2 separate regions of the Mus musculus genome follow, and region 2 is linked to region 1. Evidence: chromatin loops called from intact Hi-C (ENCODE). Cell type or tissue: left cerebral cortex. All regions are shown on one strand. Each heading gives the region's core, and the rest is flanking DNA. Links, peaks and the distances in the headings are about the cores only. Region 1 overlaps Stard13 (StAR-related lipid transfer (START) domain containing 13). Region 2 has its middle 75 kb from the start of Kl.

Region 1 (5,384 bases), core at 129-5,128:
AACGTATTAAGTCGTCTAAAAAGAAAGGAAAATTCAATGATTTACTAATGGACCCAAATCTTCCAGCCTGCTAACCTTTATTTCTGGCAAATCTAAAAGTGAAGAATCCACTAGTTATATTGGAAGGCAGCGCTGCATTGCTACATCCCTAGAAAGCGCTCTATAAAATGATTTAATAAAGTTTCACTTTGTGCTCTAGCCTCTTGATGAGAGAGCCTACTAATCCCCAACCGCTTTCCTGGTCTAAACCCAGGCCATTTCTGGTTTCCCATTCTACTGCTCTTAGAAACTGTTGCGGTCATTTGAACTATTTTTCACCAGCCCCTTGCTCCTTGCCGCTGTCCACTCCTGTCCAGAACATCATGGCATGGATCCCCTCAACCACGTTTTCCTCTTTTAGTTTCCCTCCTGCTCTGCAGCAGTAAGTACACATAGGAACACAATTTACACTTCAGTGATAAATTACTCATGCTGACTTCTCATAGACTTGTATGTTGAAGCCACAGCCCCAGTGTAACTGGTAGGTTGGAGTAAGGATGTCACTAAAGCCAAATGAGGAGGAATCTCCATCCTCTGGAATTACAGTGTGGGTAGGAAGAGACACCAGGGTATACAGGTTTGTTCTCCCATCTCCCATTTAAGGACACGGGGAGACGGTGGCTTCCTCTGCCAGGAGGGAGATAACCAAATAACCAAAATCCATGACCTTGAAGGTTCCGGCCTTTCAGACTGTTAAACTGCCCAGTCTACATGCCAAGGCAGCATGTGTCAACTAATAAATACATTTGCTTTTCACTCTCAGCTGGTCTCTTAACATTGCTCCTGAGCTGTCTTCCCGCCTTGCATGTGGCTCTCAAACCTAGACCATCGGAGATTCAGTCCCACACCTGATGACTTTGCCACAGCTGCCACTGAGAAGGACAATCAAACCAGCGAGGAACAGGCATGCGTTCTTGTGGTGTTCCTTTCCTCCCTCCCAAGTTGTGTCTCCCTGTTTACCCACTGCTCTGGCTGCTTTTGTTTTTCCAAGGGAAAGACAGCCCTTTTGTTTTTCTGACTAGCTCTTCACTCTTGTTTCTGATGACAACATCCACTGTGGTATCTGAGTCTTTGCTATTTATATATCGGATTCTCGCAACAGCTTTCCTCTCTGGGCTCATTCTGTTGAGTTCTGACTAACCAAGCAAGCAACCCTCCTCTTCCTAGCCTGCCTCTCATCCACTGCTTACTACATCCCAATCTCCCCTTCCTTTTACTGCCTTAACTTGCTGAGAACATCCTCAATTTTCATATGTTCTGCCATCTTATTTCATGTGATCTCTTGGCAAACACCTTTATTATTTTTGGTTGTTTTTTTTTTTTTTTTTTTTTTAAGTCTGCATGTGGCTTCAGTTACATGTATGGTGCCTTCTATCTTTGCCAATGTTTTAGCAGTTCCTTTAACTCTCTCATTTGGCTTTTTAGTTGTTACCTCATGACCTTCCAATTTGGGTGATTACACATTGAATTTGTTCTTTGGAAGCTGAAGATTCACTCTCTTCCAATCTCCATTCCTACCCCCTTTGCCTGATCCACATACAGTTGTGTTACAGCATCACACATTATTGATAAATCCATCCTTCATGTTTATTACAACCATAAATTTCTAGTCCCGTGTGCATCATACTTGAGTTAATTTTTTTCCATTCTCAACTTTTTAGTGCCTCTAGAGCTAATACCCATATAGATTTTTACTTAGTACTCTTGTGTTTATACCAAATATCTCCAATTATATAAACCCCGTCAGATGGCCTTCAGTCTATCTGACAGATGTCTCTCAGGTCCAGTCTGGATTTACCACTCTTGTTTTGTGTTTTATCGTAAGCTGATTGTGTTTCTTACAATTGAGACTCCTCTGAAGGAGTCTTCTGTTCTGGAGTAAAAAACTGGAGATACTGATACTTAGAATGTAGACAGACTGTCATGTGGGTCCTGTTTCTGACAGAGTAGCTCACTGCTAGCTGCACCTGTGGGAGGGAAATTACCCAGACTAGAGATATAGTGAGTATTTGTCTACAAGTGTGTATGTGCACCACATGCATGTAGTGCCTGCAGTGGCCTGAAGAGGGCACTGGATCCCCTAGAACTGGAGTCAGTTGTGAGCTATCATATGGGTGCTAGAAACCAAACCTGAGTCCTCTGCAAGAGCAAAAGGTTCAGACTTCTGGGCCACCTCACCAGCACCTAGTTGTGTTGGCTTACAGATAATTCTGTTAGGCTTCACCCAACAGCTACCTAGCAACAGTTATAGTCATCACCCACTGCCATTACTACCTGCACAGTGTAGTAGTGTATAAGAGATCTGATTGCTACCCCAGGCCCCCTTCCTCCACACTCTCTTTCTTTCTCTGTTCCCATGTGTTCTCAGCTGGCCTCTCTTTCTCTGTCTCCCCCTTTTCTTTGCCTCTACCCCTTTTCCAGGTCCCCACTCCTGCTCTCTTCCTTATACTAGGTCTGTCATATGGCATGATTTCTCAGGGGGATACCTTGGCAGAGTCCCACCAGGTACTCTGTTACTCCTGCCACATTATGCCACAATTTATATTTCATAACAGCATGTGATTTTTAGTGTATGAATTCTTATTGTTGCTGTTCAGCACATTTGTTTGTTTGTTTGTTTTAGGATAGATCTATGTTGTTAAGCACAGAACTAATTATTACAATTACTTGGTGAGTAGTTTTTCATATTGTGGAAAATATAGCTTGCTGATGGACCTTCAGGTTCTTTGTTTGTATGTTTTTCTTTTTAATTAATGTTTTCCTAATTATCAAATCATATAGTTTGTTTTAAGCAAAGCTCTATTTCCAGCAGTGGGCAACAATTACAACTTGACATTATCTTTGGCATTGAAGACTGTGAATCCACTCATTGCCTTCTTATCAGAGAAGCACAGACCTCTTGCATACAAATGCATGTAAATACTGTCTTTATAGAGAGCACATTAAAATGCATATTTAGAATTCAAACCTGAGGATTACTGTTTTTATTGTACATGATCGTACTGAAGCATCTCAAAGTATACTAGACTTTAATGACATGAAATGCCCTGGAGTTGTTACATTTCCAAACACACATTGCTCTTGACAGTGTGCAGGCTCCTTTAGGTTTTTCAGGTCCAAATACTAAAACTGAACCCTGCACTTTTTTCAAAACTGCCTTGTCTTGACTAAACACCACCACTAGGCCAGCCATCCACACTAGAAAAGAGTCAACCTGAGACTGACTCTCAGGCTTGGCAGCCATTGCTCACTAAATCTGGTCAAGTAAACGTCTGTGATAGTCCTGAAGTCTTGCCTCTTTGGTTGTAATTTATCCTCTTCTCACCTCCCACAGAAAACCAAGCAATATCTGCCTCTAGTTCCAGCAGAGCACCAGGATGAGTCCTATTCCCAATGAATCCCAACATCTGTTTATAGATATAAGACAGTTCTCATTTCAGTCATTGACAGGGCAGACAGACGGAAGCTAGATTTCATGTCATCAAAGTTGAGGCTATGTTAAGATGCTACGGGATGCTTCAGACAGACTGTGCACTCATGATGGTGTCAAACAAGTAAACAGTTCTGTTTTAGAGGCTGATCAGAGTCCACAGCTGCTTTGGGACCTTCTTGGATTTGCTGTGACTGGCGGATTGTCTTTCTGGCCAGTTCCACAGATGTTAACAGCTCCACCTAAGAGTGGTATGTTAATTAAAAGGCGTTCCTACTGTCCCTTTGGCAGCTCTTCTTTTGTTTAGGGAAGGATGCACACTGTTTATCCAATATACTTATCTAGCACACGTGTTCCTCCATTGTGGCTGGAGGCACAAACAAACCATTTGATTTCTTGAAAAAGATTTTTGATTTACTACAGGCACAGGAACATCAAAAGGCTCATTCTTCTACTTAAATATACTTTATGTATTCATGATACATGGAGACATTTTATTAGTTTTGAAATCCGGAAGACAGATTTATTTTCATAGGCTTGTTTTTTTTAGTCACACCTAAACTCAAAAATATGCCTTCAGTTAAAATTACTTCTCTGTTTGAAGAAAATATTCAGAAAACCTTATTTGTATAACCCTATACATAGTATCTGCTAAAGCACTCTATCAATACACAAAGAATTATTAAACAGATGATGTCAAACAACTTGATTTTTTTTTTACATGGTCTAACTTTGTGAGGAGATTCTTTTAAAAGACAATCTACAAATGGCTGTAAGCACACAAAAATATGTTCAACATTTATTTGTCATGGGAGAAATACAAATTTAAATCAGGAACTACTACTGCATGCATGCCAGGAGGCTCAAATTTAAAATACTGATAATAGGAGTTAACAAGATTGCTCCGTGGTCAAGAGAACTTGTTGATCTTTCAGAGGACCCAAGTTTGGTTTCCAGCACCTGCATGGAAGCTCACAACCAGCAGAAACTCCAGTTCTCTGGTCTCTGAAGTTCAGAGGCACCAGGCATACACAAGGTTCATAGATACGCATGCTGGAAAAACATCCAAACACACAAAATAAAATAATCTAAAAGAAAAATAGTTGTACAGACAAACCAAAGACACAGGAGTCCCAACATATTCTGGACAGAGGAGAGGGAAAATAGAGAATTAGCCTCCCTCCAGGCCCCCCAGGTCAAGATTTATAAGGAAGAAACAGCAATGAAGTTGGATAAGTAGTGGGAAAGTGGACAAATGGATCAATGGGGCAGGGTTCATGGCTCCAACTAGGCCCAGTAAATATAGTCACTTGACCTGTACAAAGGAGCAAAGCTGAGGTTAGAGATAACAAGTAATCTCTTAACAAATGGTCATGAAACATCTAGATAGTCACATGAAAAAAAAAATCAATCCAGGTAGACTTTCTGCTCCTAATACAGATGACTTCCAAGTAGACCACATCCCTAAACAGAAACGCGCAGCTCTAGGATTTCAAAATGAAAATAGGACAAAATTTAAGTGGCCTTGAGTGTGTGATGACTTTTTGTTTTCAACATCAAAGGTGCATCCAAGTGACAAGATGTAAAAGTTCTGATCATACAGAGGATGAGATGACTGGAAGGAGACCTGAAGAAAACGTTTCTGAAATGTTTATCTGAATCTGATCAATTATACAGTGTGTTCAAATAACCTTAAAACCCACAATAAGAAAGCAAATGGCCCAGTTTAAAGATAGTTTAATTATTTTTATCACAACTATCTTCATCATAAAAAGGGACGTTGTAGTAAAATATAATCAGCATTGGGCTGAAGAGATGGCTCAGTGGCTAGGAGTGCTTGCTACCTCTGAAGGCTCACAACTGCCTGTACCCCACCCCCACAGGCTCTGATGCCATCTTCTGGCCTAGAGGTATG
Region 2 (5,384 bases), core at 129-5,128, 49 kb before region 1:
GTCCCTGTGTGTGCTTCCAGGACTCAGGCCTCATGCATGGACAGTTTAATTTAGTTCACAGTCCATGTTTGAGTGGACTGTTGAGGATCAGTGTACTGGCTAGTTTTGTGTCAACTTGACACAGCTGGAGTTATCACAGAGAAAGGAGCTTCAGTTGAGGAAATGCCTCCATGATATCCAATTGTAAGGCATTTTCTCAATTAGTGATCAAGTGGGAAAGGCCCCTTGTGGGTGGGACCATCTCTGGGCTGGTAGTCCTGGGTTATATAAGAGAGCAGGCTGAGCAAGCCAGGGGAAGCAAGCCAGTAAAGAACATCCCTCCGTGGCTTCTGCATCAGCTCCTGCTTCCTGACCTGCTTGAGTTCCAGCCCTGACTTCCTTGGTGATGAACAGCAATGTGGAAGAGTAAGCTGAATAAACCCTTTCCTCCCCAACTTGCTTCTTGGTCATGATTGGAATAGAAACCCTGACTAAGACAATCATTGAAATGGCGGAAGCTGGGGAGTGCCCTTCAGTTGCTTCTAATTCTGCCCTCTTCCTCCTGCTCTGCTTCCACCCTGAGGTGAATGGCTGAAACTTTTGAACCAAAAATAAAAATTCTCCCTCTCCATAGGTTATTTCTACCAGGTCCTTATAGGGATGACAAACTTAATAAATGAAGTAGGGGTCATGTGGGAGGAGGCTGCCAGCAAGTGTTCTGATATCAAGGCAAAACTCTCTTGTCCTGGAATGTTCTAGAAAAGTACATCTTCCAGGCCCGCAGGAAAGTAGGAGTTGTGGGGTGTGGTAGAGTAGGGGTACAGAAACAGCCCTATCCATCCCAAACATTATTGATGACAAAGTGAGGTCGCTCTTCAGGTTAAGGCCTTTTTATGCTGTGGCATAATTTCAGGTTTCTCTTCATCCTGAAAATAGCTGCAGATGCCAGAAATCCAAGTAGCAGGAGATGAAGCTTCAGATTCCCGGCAAAGAGATAAAAGGCTTAGTTATGCAAATATGTGGTGGAGCAGCTCAGTCAGGTCTTCCACAGGTGGGCTGATTGGTGCTGATATAGGGTCGGGAAAAGCACCACACAGCAGAGGGACTGATGGCTGCTCTTGGTCATCCACCTGTCACTCCTGGGAACCAGGAAAGAGCAGCCTCTCTCAGATTGGCTCATGGGCACATTTGTGGGGCATTTTCTTGATTACTAGTTGATGTTTGGAGGGCCCAGTTCCCTGAGGAAGGTCCTATCCCTGGGCAGGTGGCCCTTGGCTGTCTGAGCAAGCCAGTAAGCCTAGTTCCTCCCTCCATGTTTTCTGCTTCCAAGTTCCTGCCTTGGCTTCCCTTGATGGTGGACACCCCTTTCTCCTTAAGTTGCTTTTCGGTAACAGTGTTCATTGTAGCAACAGAGAGCAAAGTAGAGCAAGGGCACCTGAGACAAACCTGTCCAGCCTTGGGAGAACCTAGGGAGGGAGGGAAGGTAGGCAGGCAGGCCCTGAGTACCGCCGGCTTCCCAGGGCCCATGCAGGGGCTGGCTCTTCTGTATGCCTGTAGGAAACAGTGTGGTGCTGTTTCCTGTGAGATAACCCAGATTTAGATAACCTGGGAAATGAGTCAATGCAGGCTCATTGTGTGATTATCTCCATCAGGTGAACCACACCCCTCTGATAAATTGGTGAAACCCAGTCTTCTTTAAAGGTGAACTGGTGTCTCTCGGGCTTCACTCATGGCCTCATCATATTCTGAAGACTGAGTGAATTTGGGCCTGAGATCCACTGTGGCCTTGGGTTCCTTAGGATCCCTTCCTTCCAACTGCTGGTAACTACTGACATTGCAAGACATCAGAGCAAGGCAGGGCAGGCTGTGAGCAGGCCCCCTAAGGCCGGGTTTGGGGAGAGGGGCTCTCTGTGAGCAAATGTTAATTCTGTCCCTTGTGTTGTCCCTTCCCTTGTCCCAACAGGTTGAGTCTTGTCATATTATTGTCTTCTCTCTGAAGAGTTAATCCAGCTGGGCCAGCCAGTTACCTGGTCTAAACTGTTGCTTGGAAAAGCGGATACACCTTAATTGGGCTTTGCTAAAATGGTAGGAGGAATAATTATCCCTTTGTATGGATAGTGTATCCTTCTTTTCCAGAAAGCTTGGCCTCAGTGGGCTGCTTTCAGAACTGCTATGTTTCTGATGAGCTAGGGCCTGTCTGAATACTAACTCAGCAAAATGTTCTGTCTGTCTGTCTGTCTTTCTGTCTCTCTCTCTCCAGATCTCTTCGGGCTATGCCAAGATTTGCAGCTTGACTAGAGTGTTTTTGTTTTTGCTTTCATTCTAATTAAATTGTTTTGAGCTTACTTCTGAACCCATTCTTAAGCTATTTTATTAATGAGAATAGGAACCCCAGAGGCAACCCCAGTAACATGCACTACCTCAGGCAGAAGTTGTCAGTGGTTCAGGTAAGAGATGAAAACATCAAGGCTGACCAGTGGGAAATGTGTCTGAACCCCCAAAGCATCTGCAGAGGTCTGAGAGGTTTTAGCTCCTGAAATAAAGATTGCTCCTTGGTCATTAGGCAGAATAATTAAGTGTTAGGGTCTGGGGCAGGCAGGCTCCTAACATATGCACGACCTAGGCAGCTCTCTAATTGGCTGGAAAATGCAGCCATCTGGCATCGGCAAGGGCAGTTTTCAGAGCAGCCGGTTCCCTAAGCCGCTGCACCGCCCCCATACACATAAGGCATGGGTACTCAGTGTACAGATTAAATGGCAGCTCCTATTCGTGTCATATTAGCAATTCTAGTATAATAAAGGATGAAGACTGAGGTAGCAGACATGATGCCAAAGAGGTCTCTGCCACAGCCTTCTCCTGCTTGTCTGTCTGTAACTGCGAAACTTCCCACTGTCTGTTTCTTTCTTCTGTTTTTTTTTTTTTTTTTAATCTCATTAACTACTTTTATTGCTTCTTGGCCATCTTCTCATTAGACTGTGTGCTGGTTAGATTTCATCTTATTCCATCTTATGCTTTACTGTTTTCAACTTTCCATAAGCTAGGGTCATCTGGCAACAGGGAAACTCCGTTGAGAATATGCCTCCTTCAGATGGACAAGTCTGTAGTGATGTGCTTATAAAAAGATAGAGAAAGAATATGGGATGTGTGGTGAAGTATGGGGGAAGGTGATGTCTCAGCAGGCCCATGCTAAGACATCTCTTCCCCCTGAGGGACCAGCCACACTATGGTATAGTATAGAATAGAGTTTATTCAGAGCATAGGGAGGGGAATTATAAGGGCAGTAGAGGCAGAGAAAGGCAGAGAGACAGAGAGTAGAGAAGTAGAGGCCAGCCATGGCCATGAGCATGTGGAGAGAGGGTCGGGGGAAGGGAATGGGAAGAGAGAGGAAGAGCAAGAGAATAAGAGAGCAAAAGAGGGAGGAGGGAGCAAGCAGCTCCTTTTATAGTGGGGTCAGGCCTACCTGGCTGTTGCCAGGTAACTGTGGGGAGGAGTTTAGACAAAATGCTAACAGGCAGGGACATTGTCTTGATTAGTGATTGATGTGGGATGGCTCAGCCCACTGTGGGCATTGCCACCCATGAGCATGCCATAAGGAGCAAGCCAGGAGGAGCAAGCCTGTGAACAGTGCTTTCTTCTCCTTGGCTTCTGTTTCATTCCCTGAATCTAGATTGATGCCCTGACTTTCCTTGATGATAGACTACAATGTGGAAGTGTGAGTCAGAGCACCCTTTCTTATGCAAACCGCTGCTGGTCATGGTTTTTATCACAGCAATGAAAATAATTAATTTTAAATAATAATACTATAATATAAACATTATATAATAAATATTAATATAAACACATGATATAATATAAATAATATAGTATATAATAAATAATACTGTATGTAATAGAAATAATATAATATAGAATATGGTATAAATAAATATAAAATAAAGATAATAAAATGTAAATAATAAATAAACTAAAAATTTACAGACAAATTTTGTAAGGTCACTGAACACCTAAGTTTGTTGTCTCAAATACTTTCTGTGGCTATTTTCTAACTTATTCACTTAGGAATTAATTAAGGTTTCTATTTGTTGAAAACAACTGTTTCATGTTTAAACATTTTAGAAACAAGTTAGCTTTTTTTTTTTTTTTTTTGAATACCAGCCAATTCACTATTCTTTGCACTGCTGGGTTATGTTGAAATTGTCAAAATGCAAAATCTCAGTTATTTTCTTGGTTCTGGAGACTTCTGCTATTTCCCTGTGTATAAATTGATAATGTGTCTCTCCATTGTATGGTTACAGAGGAGGTAAATGAGAGAGAGAGAGAGAGAGAGAGAGAGAGAGCGCTAGCGAGCGCACACTGGTCCAAGAATGGCAGGTGGGGTCTGTGGAGTGAGAATTAGAAACGAGAGGCTCCATAATCATCTGGCATCCGCTCAACGTTGTATCTGTGGTTAGAAATGTACATGATAGAAATGCCAGGGACCTTCTGGATTCTTCCCTCCAGGTTGTGGTCCATGGGAGCCTGGAGACCAGAGAGAGTGCTTTAGTATGCTAATAGGCACCCCAGGTAGCCATTTGTCTCTTCTGCCTTCTGAGTTTGAGGAGATGGAGTTTCCTTTGGACCTGACACCCTGCATAAGAGCTTTCTCTTTATGACCCCTGTTATCTTTATGCATGGTCACTGACTTACAGATGTGGGATACATCAGAAGGAGGTGCTCTACACAGTGGGGAGAAGTTAAGGAAAACACAGTCCAAGTCCTGGGAGTTTGTATCAAATGGGAGAGTTATGGACACAGAAGTAAATGTCTGTTTCATACCATCAAGGGACTTTTTAAGGACCAGTGAGAGGGTTCATTGGGTAAAAGCACTTGAGATCCATGTGGAGGAGGAACTGTCTTCTGACCTCCATAGAGGGTTTGTGTGTATGAATGAATAGCACTGAAGGAGCATACACACACACACACACACACACACACACACTCACTCACACACACACACCCCTAGCTTTAACTAGATAAATACATAAATGCGATTTTTAAAAAGAAGTAGATACCTTAACAAGTGTTTGTAACAGGGAATGGTCAGGAAAGGTCATGGAAGAAATGACAGAGCAGAAGTTTATGGAATACATAGGAACCGGTGACCACCAAGCTGGATGTGTCAGCTTGAAGTCGGAGAAGTGACAGAATGGCGTCCTTGCAACTGTAGTGCTAAGCACATGGCCAGGAAGGGAAGCAATGGCATGTGATTATACAGACGAGCCAAGTGACAGATCTTCAGCCTTGCATGCTGGTCATGCTCCTGAATTTCAGACATGTGTAGAGACAGTCAATAAAGGACGTGTGTGTTGCTTAATATGTTTGTATAATATATAACTAAAATAACTATATGTATTATTGTCAAGTTA

The links. Hi-C counts contacts between places; a loop is a spot of excess contacts. Peaks named below come from ENCODE experiments on the same cell type or tissue, not always from the same donor. Only the 100,000 strongest peaks of a DNase experiment are listed, where the experiment ranks them.
Region 2: it touches region 1 in a loop (6-fold over the local background); 2 of 42 quality-filtered maps call a loop at or near these places.

Annotation. Positions count from the first base shown.
Region 1 is chr5:151,073,350-151,078,733 of GRCm38, forward strand. It overlaps Stard13 (StAR-related lipid transfer (START) domain containing 13), which reads right to left. Exons shown (of 14, transcript NM_146258.2): 4 at 1-15. Among named protein-coding and RNA genes, the nearest start is that of Stard13, 110 kb to the right of the region's middle. In left cerebral cortex, for the core only: a CTCF peak has its summit at 2,091 (motif pointing right); a DNase peak (open chromatin) is centred at 1,114; H3K27ac peaks cover 337 bases.
Region 2 is chr5:151,024,713-151,030,096 of GRCm38, forward strand. No RefSeq gene overlaps it. Among named protein-coding and RNA genes, the nearest start is that of Kl, 75 kb to the left of the region's middle. In left cerebral cortex, for the core only: no CTCF peak of the experiment used is centred there; a DNase peak (open chromatin) is centred at 2,669.